2 separate regions of the Mus musculus genome follow, and region 2 is linked to region 1. A link is a loop called in an ENCODE intact Hi-C map of the cell type or tissue named here. Cell type or tissue: gastrocnemius. All regions are shown on one strand. Each heading gives the region's core, and the rest is flanking DNA. Links, peaks and the distances in the headings are about the cores only.

Region 1 (6,773 bases), core at 997-5,996:
TGTCTCTCTCTCTCTGTATATGTGTTTATGTTTCTCTTGTTCATGTGTTTCTTCTCATTCTTGGTGTGCATGCTCAAATAGAATACAGGGCCCCATTCATATAAAGGACATCCTCCATCCCAGAAATACACCCTATCCCAGCCTGCATTTTAAGAAACTACAGGAGGAGGTCACCTGTGGAATCCTCTATCTCTTCTTTCACACTGGTTCTGGGAAAGTTTCAGGATCTGGTGCGTTTAAATTTGGCAAGCTCTGATTAGGGATGCTCAAAAGTATTGTTAATTTCCCCGTAGACAATGTAGCTGGAGATCACAGAGGCTCAGCCACTCACAGCATGTCAAGCTGCCAGTTTTCCATGGTGACCACTTCTTTTCAGGCTCTCTGCAGTTTATCAGCCACACCACTAAGTCTTCTAACTACTGCCACCTACTGGCTTTAATTTGCACCCACCATTTTATGCTTAACAGAGATAGGACTACCTTTAATTGTGGAACATCAGGAAAATGTCTGACACAGATTCTGTTTCAGCAAAGGACAGCCACTTGAGAAGGCAGCTAATCTTCGAGATACATAGTGGGCTTCCCATCCCAGACTGGAACAAATGCTTTGGATTTCCTTCCAACCCTGATGCTGGGTGAAGAATGGCCTGCACCCATTGTGTTACCTTAGGTTTGTCCTCACCCTGTGCAGTTTTCACAGTAACTCACAGGAAAAAAAACCAGTGTTTCCTTACAGAAAGAGTTTCTCTGAAATTTTATTGGGCAAATGTTGTCTCCATTGAAATCAGTAACTCTTCTATGACTCTGTCTCATACTGTAGGATATCAGAGGTGGAGGGGTGCTGGCAATGCTAAGGATGCAAAACCTCTGTGAGATTGAACAGATTTGAGCCCAGAAACACCCCAGACACCTAAAGGTAACGACATGAAATTTTAGACCTCCCTTTCCAGGTAAATTGCAATCCCCAGGTCAATGAAGAGAAATGTGTCACACAGATTGTCTAACCATGAGCTGACACTGAAGTGTTGGACCTTCTGACAAAACCAAGAATTCCTCTCAGAAATCACCATTCAGGCTAGCCAAGGCAGGACCCTGGTCAAGACTGAAATGCACAGCAGGCCTGTTCTAGGAGCTTCTCTCTGTGTTTCCCATCTGTTTTTCCTTGGCCCATCCCAGGTAGGGAGCTTTCCTGCTTTTCTTGACCCCCACCCTCCATTCTTTCCCCTGTAGCTCCAACTGAGACATCCCTCCCAGCTCCATCCTTCCATCTTCTCGGGACCCTCATGATCCCTTTCTGAATCTATCTCGATCCCTTCATTCTCTCACTCTCTTTTTCAGTCTGTGTCTCTCTGGCTGTTTCATGGATGCTTCTTCTATGAAACAGGTCCTGCAGTCTGGTCACCAGAGAACCACATTTTTGCTCAACCTTGGAAATGCAGCTTGCCTCCCAGACACAAAGGGTTAAGATCATCAAGAGGAGCAGTCCTCCAGGGGCTAGAAAGGCTGCATCACAGCAGGCAGGGTTGGCTAGCCAGGCTGGTACCTCCTTGGGAAGGAAGGAAGGCTTCAACTGAAGGGAAGCTGACTGTGCTGCAGCCTGAATTTCAGGGATTCACAAACTTTCTCTGAAGGAGTGAGTGGTCACATAAGGGGCTTGGCAATGGTCCCTATGCAGTCACCCTCCAGAGTGTGCACAGCAACAGCGCTGTAGACCCCAGCACCCTGGCATGCTTCCTAGAGTCCTGGAAAACTTTTACTGGCAGAGGAGGTGACTTCACATGGGGGCTCCAGGGAGTCTAGGAGAGGTCTCAGGAGGCTGAGGGTCAGTTGGGGTGCACAGAGGGCAGGTGAAGAGGAGCCTGTGCAGTTTGGGTTTCCTGGTTGTCCTTGTGAGAGATCCAGAGCTCACTGGAAAATGAAAACCCAAGAAGTAAATGAGTTGCACTAAGCTTGCCAGATGTGGGGATCCAGTGTCTGGGTGAATTTCCTGTTTGCCTTTTAGATTCACATGGGAGAAGTCAGCTGTAGTGGCATATGGGGTGGGCATGGAATCAAAAGAACTCTCAACTTGCTGAGCAGGGCTTGTTTATGTCTGTGCCCAGATAGTTCAGAGCACAAACTTGCCACCTGCATGGATTGTCCATGAGAAAAACAGAAGAGGAGCAGGAGGGCCTGTCATCCAGGGGTTTGCAGATCATGACAAGGGAGTGTGCGCATATACAGGGTCACCTCAAAAACACAGCTCTCACCTCAAAGGGAGTAAGAGGGTTTGTTCTGAAGCCAAATGGATGTAACGATGGACCTGGAACAGGGATTTAGGTTGTTCCAAGCTCCATGTTCCAATGTCCCTACAGTTTCATGACAGTTTTTTTTAATAGTACCAAGACAAATAAAGTTGAGCATGAATGGATGTTTAATATATATTGGTGGAAACCTCAGAGAGGAGTCTTAAAAGTAGAGGAACACCAGACCCAACCTCAGATTCTATGTGACAGCATTCTTCTTAGCACCTTGGCAGGCTGAGAAGGGGGTGTTGTTAATACATTCCAAAGAGTTTTTATCTGTTTGTATGGATGATAAATACAAAAGAGAGGTGGACAAGAATGTCTCTTTAGGGGCTAAAGATAGCACTAGAAGAGTTTTCATTAGGAAATGACCCTGTAATATTCTGAACTCTCCCCAGTCCTTGAAGCTTAAGTCTGTCGGTCTGCTTTTTTTCACACAGCTTTTTTTCCAGGAATTTTTATCCACAGCAGCCTCAATCCAAGCGACATGGTGAAGTGTGATCCTTTATGGCAGCCATTTACCTGAAGGGAAGAGTGTGAATGGACTTCGTTACCAAGACGTAATTCAGGGAAGCAGGTGGAATGCAACCTTCTCCATCACACTGAAGAATGATGAGGGACGTGTTTCATACCTGTCCAAGCAGACACCGGGACCTTTCTTGCTGTGTGTTTCTTTACACAGCCTCCTTACATAATGTGGGCTGGCCTCAATCTTGATATGTACTCAAGGATGCCCTCAACTCCTGATCCTCCTGCTTCCAACATCCAACTTCTGGCACTCCAGTTACCCTCATCACTCTGTGCTTACTGATTGCTAGGGAATGAACCCAGTGCCTGGTTCAGATTAGGCAGAGACTCTACCTCTAAGTCCAAGTCTTCTCTATTTCCCCTGGGAGTAACTAACTCATGTATAACTCCTTACACTTTTGAAAAGCTAGTCTTTTCCTGGTCTATATAGAGAAGTCAAAACTGTATATTATCCTGAATATCAATCATCACCATCCTCATTCTTACAAGTGATGTCACTCTTTGTGCTAGTGAGTGGTGAACCCTGGACCTCACACCGGCTAGCCAGTAATTGATCAACCCAGGAGCATTCACAGATTAAGACAAGGTAGTTTTTCCTTGTTGGGATGTGACTGTGTGGTAGAAGGCTTGGTTAGCTAGCAGGTGTGAGATCCTGGGTTTGATAGCTAGCACAGTCCTTTTACACGGAAAAGGAGAAAAGAAACTATGATGACAGCCTTAGAGAGATCAAGTAACTAAGATCAATGTGATCAGAGTCATGCACAATGGCCTGGTGGTCCTGTAACCAATGAGTAGAGTTACACAAGAAACAATTGGTTCATGCTTGATTCAAATCCAGGTGTCTGTGCTTGATGGCCTCCCTCTGGAAGTCACCTATTGCTGCTTTCCAATTCTCCCATCCTGCTCAGTCCTCTCCTAAGCTGCAGACATTTTGAGACAACTGACCACCTTCAAGTCATGTTCCACTCAGAAAGCAACATGGCTATGCCTATGACTTCAGAGGGCATCCAGTGATAGGAACAGGGGTCCCAAAAGCCATGTCCGGCCCCGAAGGGGCAATACCAGCTACAGAAATGTGCTTAGCAGCTTTAAGGATGGTGGGGTTTCAAGTGGAACCTTGTAGTTCTTTGGAAAGTTAGTTATGCCAAATGATGTATTTCCGGGGAACCCAGGTGAAAGGATGTCTTGCTAAAGCACACACATGAAAGACTGATTTCCCAAAGCAGACACAGGTGAAGGAAAGTTTTGCTATAGCAGACACATGAAAGGACTCATGATGAAGGAGTATAAATATGAGCCCAGAGACAGTGGGAGAGGAGCACTGAGCTTTGGTTTGTTCTGCCTCACTGTTCTTTGCTAAAGAACTGCATGTACTGGTTCCCCTTACATAGCATTGTTGAGCTCAACTGTGATAATTCTACCATTGAGAGAAACTCACCCAAGAACTGCTCATGGGGTTCCTGTGGCCTCTTATAGCCTCTGTGGCCTCACCTCAGGCAGGTTGGCGAGCCTGGCAGTTTCTTCACAATTGAACTACAGCTGTCTGATGTCTGCTTGCTGAAAAGCCTGGACTATAGCTGCTGGTTCATGCCTGTTATCTGCCTTCTTAGAGGGCTGGTCTGCAGATGCTACGTTCTGCTTGGTGTTTGCTACGGGACTGAACTGCTCCCCATGAAAATGGGGCTCACCCCCAGAGAACTATTGCTGAACAGGTCCATTTTCCCAGATCCTAATAATTTTTCTCTTCCACTACTTCTGCTGGGTGGTGGGCTAGAGGAGAAGTTGAGCCCTTATTAAGTGTAGGTTGCAAAACATTTATGCCCACAGGTGTTGTCTCTCAGAGTCAGTCGGATGGGTTTTAATAGTCCATGAACGTATCATACACCCTGACTCTTTTCAGTTTATTACTTTGCTACTGTTATTTCAGAAAAGGTTGTATGATAATTTAGCTCAGGTTGGCACTAATCTGAGATTGTCCCCCTCTTTATTTTTGCTAATTTTCACATTGTAAATACCAGCATATGGGGGCAAAATTCCCAACATGTTCTGTAAGTCGATGCAGATATATAGGTGAGCAAAGACGCACCCTTTTGACTGGATGAATACCTGCTCAGAAGGATCTCCACAGCCAGAGAAAGGAACAGAGAACTCTGAGACACAAATGAAACAATTCTGCCTTCTTCTAGTTACTGTTATCCGTGTCATACAGCAGGTAGGCATCCTAGGTCAACTCCAGGAACTCTTGGAGTTTGTCAGATGGACATAGGAAAATCAGTCTTCACATTTATACTCATATGCCTGAGCTGCCTGCCCTTGGGCTCAGTCAGAGACACTGCTTTTTGCAATGGACAGAGGTTGATGCACACATTCATAACTGTTCAAAGAGCTGGGTAAAGTGACTGTTTCCGCTGCCCTCAAGGAAATATTTAACAATCCCCTACCCCAGTGGGATCAAGGAATATTGTGGAAGGGCTGTGGAGGTGGAAGAATGTAAGAACTAGGGGATGGGGAGTCGTGTAGGAATCGCCATCCTCACGTCATGGTGTGTCTGTGTCACTCAGGGCAGGGGCCATGGTGATCTGCACAGAGTGAAGCTAGTCAAAAGTCTAGCATGGGTGGGTAAGGGGATCACTAGGCCTTAATCCTGGTGGAGGAACTGCTGGTGATGGTGGCTGGAGAGGGGGAGTCATTTTTATGTGGGTCTGTTGTTCCATTGTTTGGCACATAGATTTCATGTGCAGATGGACATCACTAATTAAAAAATTGTGCAGTTTTTCCTCTAAGAAAGAATAAGAGGAATGAATTTGGGAAGAAGCTATGTCAGTGTGTATCTAGGGGAACTGAGATTTCTCTGAAAGTTGGAGTAGCTATGACCATAGTCAAATCTACATGTGTGAAAGCCTCAATAAGTAAGTAAAAGAAATTTTAAAATGGAGCGTTTGAGTCCCTCAAGATGAACTCCAAAAGAATCATCAGCCCACACCTTCTGCACAACTGCCCCCCCCCAGTGCTGCTTGTGAGGTGCCAACTTCCTTCTTGCTTAGCCTAGAGGTTTGAAACCATCCTTCATAGCTGCTCCTCTCCACCAGCGTCTCAAGGCCCAAGCCCAGCCCGTTCCATAGCCCATATTTATCTGCCTATAATCTTCACAAGTCTTTTTACCTCTCACCACAATTAACTCCCTAGGACACATTTTCTTAAAGTGGGGGCTGCAGAGAACCTGGCAACAAAGAAAAGGTTGATCATTCAACAGCCAACTTAATTCAAAGTCAATTGTGTAACATATCTAAGGTATTTCTGGCAGCTTTTCCCAGGTGCACCATCAGAACATTCAATGTGGTTTTTACACAAGGTGTCAACCCATAGATTGTGCTGCACCATCAGAAACACTTCAAACACCTCGGGTCAGATTCACCACTCCCATAAGTCATAATGTTATGAATTTCAGTCCTTTACTGCCCATAGAGAGTTCTCTGATCTCAGAGAAATATAAAGGATTAATTACAGAAAACAGAGACATGTCTCTCCTACCATCATCACTCAGTATTAAAGTGCCAAATATATTTGGATTACACTGTGTTAAATGCTTCATATTTAAAATATGACTGAATTCCTGACTTGTGTTATATTTTTTAAAATGGATTAACGAATTTTTACTTGATATTAGGACAGAATTTCCAACAGTTTCTGAAGTTCATCTACACATAATTCTGTTATGTGTTTTTATACTATATATTTAGGTGAAGTTGCATTCTCAGCATGATTATAAAAATCAAGCTGTCAGTCAACTCTCAGAAATGTTAAGAATGTTCTAATATTTGAAGATCAAGATTTATTTTTGTATGTTGTGATTTGGAAAGTTAACAGTAAGAAGACTAACTTTTCAAAACAGTTGCATCTGTAGATTAAGATGCTTTACATTAGACCGTTGTGTCTCGATGTATATCTGCATATATTATTT
Region 2 (6,773 bases), core at 573-5,572, 99 kb before region 1:
GCATAAAATCTATTCTATTTCCCTCTCCTAGGGCAATCCATGTACTGCTTCCCATTCCCAGGTCTTTTCTATGTACCTAACTCTCTGGGTCTGTGGACTGTATATTGTTTATTATTTACTTAATGGCTAATATCCACACATAAGCAAATGAATGCCATATTTATCTTTCTCGGTCTGAGTTACCTCACTCAGGATAATTTTTTCTAGTTCCATCCATTTACCTGCAAATTTCATTATGCCATTTTCTTAAACAGCCAAGTAATATTCCATTGTAAATGTATCACATTTTCTTTATCCATTCTTCTATTAGGGGACATCTACATTGTTTCTTGTTTCTGGCTATTACAAATAAAGCTGCTATGAACATAGTTGAGCAAGTGTTCTTGTGGTAGGGTGGAGCATTTTTGGGGTATATTCCCAAGATGGTATAGTTGTATCTTGAGGTAGATCAATTCCCATTTTTTAAAGGAACTATCTCACCGATTTCCAAAGTGGATATACTAATTTGCACTCCCACCAGCAATGGATGAGTGTTTCCCTAATTCTACATCCTCAATAGCATGAAGGGTCACCTGTGTTATTGATCACCCTTTGGGTTGTGGATGTAACTGAATAGCGACTCTCAATGACATTAAGATAATGACATTGCTGGGATTGTGGTAGATTGACTTTCAGCTTTTGGAGAAAGCTCCACACTCATTTCCATAGTGACCATATGAATTTGCACCTCACCAGTAATAGATAAGTGCTCCCCTTTCCCTGCATTCAAAACAGCATGTGCTGTCATTTGTTCTATTGTTCTTGGCTATTCTGACAGGTGTAAAATGGAATGTCAAAGTAATTTTGATTTGCAATTGCCTGATGGCTAAGCTAAGGATGTTGAACATTTCTTTAAGTTCTTCTTAGCCATTTGAGTTTCCTCTGTTGCAAATACTGTTTGAATCTGCACACCATTTTTTAAAAAATTGACACCTAGTTTCTTGAGTTTGTTATATATTTTGGATATTAGTCCTCTATCAGATTTGGAGTTGGTAAAAATATTTTTCTATTCTGTAGGCTGCTGCTTTGTCCAAATGACATTGTCCTTTATCTTATAGAAACTTTTCATTTCATGAGGTCCAATTTATTGTTGATCTTAGTGCCTGTGTTAACACTGTTATGTTCAGGAAGACTTCTCCTGTGCCAGAGTTCTGGCTATTCCCCACTTTCTCTTCTATAAGGTTCAGTGTATCTGGTTTTATATTGAGGTCTTTGATCTGTTTGGAGTTGAGTTTTGTGCAGGGTGATTGATGAGTATCAACCTATTTAGAGACTCCTACATGAAGCTGTCCAGTTGGACCAGCACCATTTGTTGAAGTTGTTGTATTTTTCCAATGTGTATTTCTGGATGCATTATTTTAAAAATCAGGTGTCCATAGGTGTGTGAATTTATGTCAGGGTCTTCAATTCCATTGATTGACATGTCTGGTTTTGGGCCAATACCATCCTGGTTTTATTACTATATCTCTGTAGTAAAATTTGAAATAAGTGATGGTCAGACCTCCTGAAGTTCTTTTATTATTCATTATTGTTTTAGTTATCCTATGTTCTTCATTTTTCCATATGAAGTTGAGAATGATTATTTCAAAATCTGTGAAGAATTGTTTTGGAATTTCAATAGCAATCACATTGAATCTGTAGATTGTTTTGGTAAGATGGCCATTTTTACTATGTTAACACTACTGACCTATGAGCATGGGAGATCTTTATATCTTCTAATATCTTCTTCAATTTTCTTCATCAAAGACTTAAAGGTTGTATCATAAAAGTCTTTCACTTGCTTGGTTGGAGTTAACATAAAGTATTTTGTATTGTTTGACGCTATTGTGAAAGGTGTTATTTCCCTAATATTTTCCTCAGGCCATTTTTTCATATGTATATAGGAGGGCTACTGATCTTTGTAAGTTAATTTTATATTCAGCCAATTGGATGAAAATGATCATCAGCTGTAGGAGTTCCCTGGTGTAGTTTTTATGGCCATGGTCATATCATCTGCAAATAATGATACTTCTAACTTTCAAATTTGTATTCTCTTGATCTCTTTCAGTTGTATTATTGCTCTAAATACAACTTCAAGTATTATATTGTAGAATATTATATAGTAGAGAGTAAGCAACTATAGGGAGAAAGGGTGCTTGTAAACACAGATAAGCACTGACAACCAGGAAAAGTTAAACACTCAGCTTGGGTCTCCAAAGGAAGAAGATACTCAGCAGTCCTTATGAAACATAGTTTACAACCTGGTAACCTTGGCTGCATATTTAGCCAGGCTCTGCCTGTATCCCCCGGAATATTGTGCTTCTTTCTTTCAGAATATTTCTCCTCTAAAATCTTGAACATTGCTTCTAGAACATAAAACTCATCTTTCTTTAAAAATTATATTATGAGAGATGTCATTTGTATTTTACAACAGGCTAAGTGACTTCTATGTTACTAAAGTGAAGCCAAAAGCTGACTAAAACAAGAATTATATTTACCTCAGTCATTCTCCCTAGACCCTATTTTGAGTATTGTAAGTCAACAAAATCAATCCTTACAGAAGAATGCATATGTCCTTTGTAAATAGCTTTAATATAAACATGGCTTGAGCTTTACTGTACTCTCAGGACTGAGTTAACTGTGATCATAAAACTTTTCCAAAAAATTGTGCTATGCTAAAACAAATGGCTAAAATAAATGAACTAATGTCAGAAACTGTGTGCAGCAGATGAGGCATTTTGTGTTAGGCATGGCCAAATGTGCCTTGTGAAAGATATGGGGGCATAATTATAAGTGTAGGAAGCAGCCCTCAAGAATATGGAAGGATAAATGACCTTATTAGTAGGTAGAGAGGTCCCTTGTGTCACTGGATTTGAGAATGAGTGGCAAGGTGCCAATAATGCTGGCAGGAAGAGTAGCTATAAATTGATGGTTGTGGTGATCTGAATAAGAATGATCCCATAGACTCATGTGTTTGAATACTTAGTCAGCAGGGAATGGCATTACTTGAAAGGGTTAGCAGGATTAGGAGGGGTGGCCTTGTTAGAGAAAGTGTGTCACAGGGGATCAGCTTTGATATACATCTAAAGCCCATATCAGGACTAGTTCTCCCCCACCCATCTCCCGTCCCTCTCAGTCTTTCTCTCTCTTTGCCTGTGGAACAGTATATAAAGCTGTCAGCTCCAGGACGACGCCTGCCTGCACTCTGCCATGCTGCTCACCATGAGGTAATAGACTAAGCCTCTGAAACTGTAAGCAAGACCCCCTATTAAATGCCTTCCTCCAGAAGAGTTGTCTTGGTTATGGTGTCTCTTCACACCAATAGAACATTGATTAAGACAGTGGTGGTTTTCAAGGACAGACAGGAGGGTGAGTAGACAAGGGGGTAGAGACAAGGACCCTCAACCTTTGTTCACTACTGATTCCAATTACCTGAAGCTTTATGTGACGCTGGGTATAGAGGTATATACAAGTCCAACATGTATTGCTGGTAAATCGTAAAGAGATTTAATTTTAAAAAACCCTTTGGTATATACTAGAGAATAGGCATACAGTTGTGTTGGCTACAGAAAGGAGCTGACATAAAGACTATCCTTATCAGGAGTGAGCCTTATCAGAAAAAATCCCCATAAGACCATGCTTATGTCTTAAAGTGGGAGGAGAGTATTAAAAAGGCATGTTCCATGATGTCAGAGCCACAATGAGTGGGGCCTTAAAGGTAAAGAGAGTCTTCCCTTCAAAGCCTGGAGAGAAGACCCTTGAAAGGGACAGCTAAAAATAAACCTAAGAGAAAGACGCATCCTAGATAAAAAAAGAAGGTGGTGGCTGGGTCTTCAGAGAAGTCTCCTCATCAAGGAGAACTGTCTGACTTTTATACCCTCTCAGAAGGTAGCAGAATGTTCTGCACCAAATGCTTTAGTTCAATATAGCCCATTGACAAAGAGCATGGTAGCAACAAATAGGAGCATAAATTAGGAGCTTTAAAACTAGAGGGTGGGGTGGAAGGTCTCTGCAAACACCATGGTGGGTGTCAGTCTGAGTGAGGCAAACTGGAAGTCTGGTCCAACATGTCCCAGTAGCCTGTGTTGGTTGAGACTTTGAGAGTCTGACACCAGGCAGTTTATTGTAGGCATAGTGCAGTACAGTGCAATTGGGGAAAGAGGCCTGGTGTAACAGAATCCTCTATGCACAATGAAGTTAAGGCAGAATTACTTGAAACTCTTTTCAAAGTACATGCCACTTCTTCCACAACATGGGATCTGCATGTATTATCTTAAGTGTCTGAGGGAGGATCTGGTGTGGACTCAGTCATACACATAGTGTAGCGATCGCATAGGCTATTAACTAACTCAGTCCTAACTGTAAAGTCTGGGGGAGCCAGATGTGGCCTGGCCCTAGAGATAGCACAGAAATCACCAGGCTATTATTAGCCACAACCATTCCTAGGATTCTGAGCAGAATACCTATTACATACACCTTGCTTTCAACACCATGCTTAACATTTCTGGTTTGCCCAGTGCTGACCTCTGAGCACAAGAAGCTCTGTGCCACACCATAAAACAGAAATCACAACTGGCTTCTTGACCCTTGCTTACAGAGAGTAGTGGTGAAGGGCATGGGGTGATTTCTTCAGCATGTGAGATCTAGCCAACTTACAGCAACCAGGACCTTAGAGGGACAGGCCCATGATCTGACAGTATACAGGTAATTTTACCATCTACTAAAGATGGGAGCAAATTCACACAATAATGAGGTGGAAGTGCTTGTTCATTTTTTTTCCAAGATCAACTGTTTATTGAGTTTTGTTGTTGTTGTTCTAAAATACTATACATTTTAAGGAGTTTCTAAACATTAAGGACTTGACAGCTTTTGGTCATTCTGTAGCTTAGGAACAAGGATTTCTGCTGGTAAGTTCTCATAACACACAGCCACAGTGAGACAGCGCTCGTGCCAAACACCAAAGAAATACAAGTTGCTGATGTGCACCACTGCACCGTCCGAGCTAACAAAATAAAAGTCCTCTTTGTGCCCATCCCTGGGGCTCACAACAGTCCCACTGCACCTGAGGACAAGGGCAACTGGAGGAACTTGTGTGTGTGTGTGTGTGTGTGTGTGTGTGTGTGTGGTGGGGGATGTCAAACCCCTCCTTCTAGCTCTCCAGTGAGTGACACAGGGACTGTGAAGTCTATGATTACTAACAAGTCTTAGGAGCTTTTCCAGTGCTCGGTCATGAACTTGGAGCCCTGGCCAATGAGAATCAGTCTTCCCAGCAGCTCCACTCAGAGGCCAGAGCCACATCCTAACTGGGTGGGCACCGTTAACCAGCCGTGCCTGTGCTTCAATGCCATGGGCTTCAAGCAGTTGACCAGATCTGCTGTCAGAAGCCACCAGCTCTCATTCAACAGTGGGTGAACTCTATAGATTTTCTGATTATCAAATAATATATGCAGATATACATCGAGACACAACGGTCTAATGTAAAGCATCTTAATCTACAGATGCAACTGTTTTGAAAAGTTAGTCTTCTTACTGTTAACTTTCCAAATCACAACATACAAAAATAAATCTTGATCTTCAAATATTAGAACATTCTTAACATTTCTGAGAGTTGACTGACAGCTTGATTTTTATAATCATGCTGAGAATGCAACTTCACCTAAATATATAGTATAAAAACACATAACAGAATTATGTGTAGATGAACTTCAGAAACTGTTGGAAATTCTGTCCTAATATCAAGTAAAAATTCGTTAATCCATTTTAAAAAATATAACACAAGTCAGGAATTCAGTCATATTTTAAATATGAAGCATTTAACACAGTGTAATCCAAATATATTTGGCACTTTAATACTGAGTGATGATGGTAGGAGAGACATGTCTCTGTTTTCTGTAATTAATCCTTTATATTTCTCTGAGATCAGAGAACTCTCCATGGGCAGTAAAGGACTGAAATTCATAACATTATGACTTATGGGAGTGGTGAATCTGACCCGAGGTGTTTGAAGTGTTTCTGATGGTGCAGCACAATCTATGGGTTGACACCTTGTGTAAAAACCACATTGAATGTTCTGATGGTGCACCTGGGAAAAGCTGCCAGAAATACCTTAGATATGTTACACAATTGACTTTGAATTAAGTTGGCTGTTGAATGATAAACCTTTTCTTTGTTGCCAGGTTCTCTGCAGCCCCCACTTTAAGAAAATGTGTCCTAGGGAGTTAATTGTGGTGAGAGGTAAAAAGACTTGTGAAGATTATAGGCAGATAAATATGGGCTATGGAACTGGCTGGTCTTGGGCCTTGAGACGCTGGTGGAGAGGAGCAGCTATGAAGGATGGTTTCAAACCTCTAGGCTAAGCAAGAAGGAAGTTGGCACCTCACAAGCAGCACTGGGGGGGGGGGGCAGTTGTGCAGAAGGTGTGGGCTGATGATTCTTTTGGAGTTCATCTTGAGGGACTCAAACGCTCCATTTTAAAATTTCTTTTACTTACTTATTGAGGCTTTCACACATGTAGATTTGACTATGGTCATAGCTACTCCAACTTTCAGAGAAATCTCAGTTCCCCTAGATACACACTGACATAGCTTCTTCCCAAATTCATTCCTCTTATTCTTTCTTAGAGGAAAAACTGCACAATTTTTTAATTAGTGATGTCCATCTGCACATGAAATCTATGTGCCAAACAATGGAACAACAGACCCACATAAAAATGACTCCCCCTCTCCAGCCACCATCACCAGCAGTTCCTCCACCAG

The links. Hi-C counts contacts between places; a loop is a spot of excess contacts. Peaks named below come from ENCODE experiments on the same cell type or tissue, not always from the same donor. Only the 100,000 strongest peaks of a DNase experiment are listed, where the experiment ranks them.
Region 2: a loop joins it to region 1, with 9 times the contacts of the local background. A loop is called at or near these places in 17 of 42 quality-filtered maps.

Annotation. Positions count from the first base shown.
Region 1 is chrX:152,412,324-152,419,096 of GRCm38, reverse strand. It overlaps 3010001F23Rik (RIKEN cDNA 3010001F23 gene), which reads right to left. Exons shown (of 4, transcript NR_045451.1): 4 at 2,395-2,806. Among named protein-coding and RNA genes, the nearest start is that of Gpr173, 47 kb to the right of the region's middle. In gastrocnemius, for the core only: no CTCF peak of the experiment used is centred there; no DNase peak of the experiment used is centred there.
Region 2 is chrX:152,510,680-152,517,452 of GRCm38, reverse strand. It overlaps Gm41902 (a long non-coding RNA gene), which reads left to right and starts at 2,854. Exons shown (of 2, transcript XR_878281.1): 1 at 2,854-3,245. In gastrocnemius, for the core only: no CTCF peak of the experiment used is centred there; no DNase peak of the experiment used is centred there.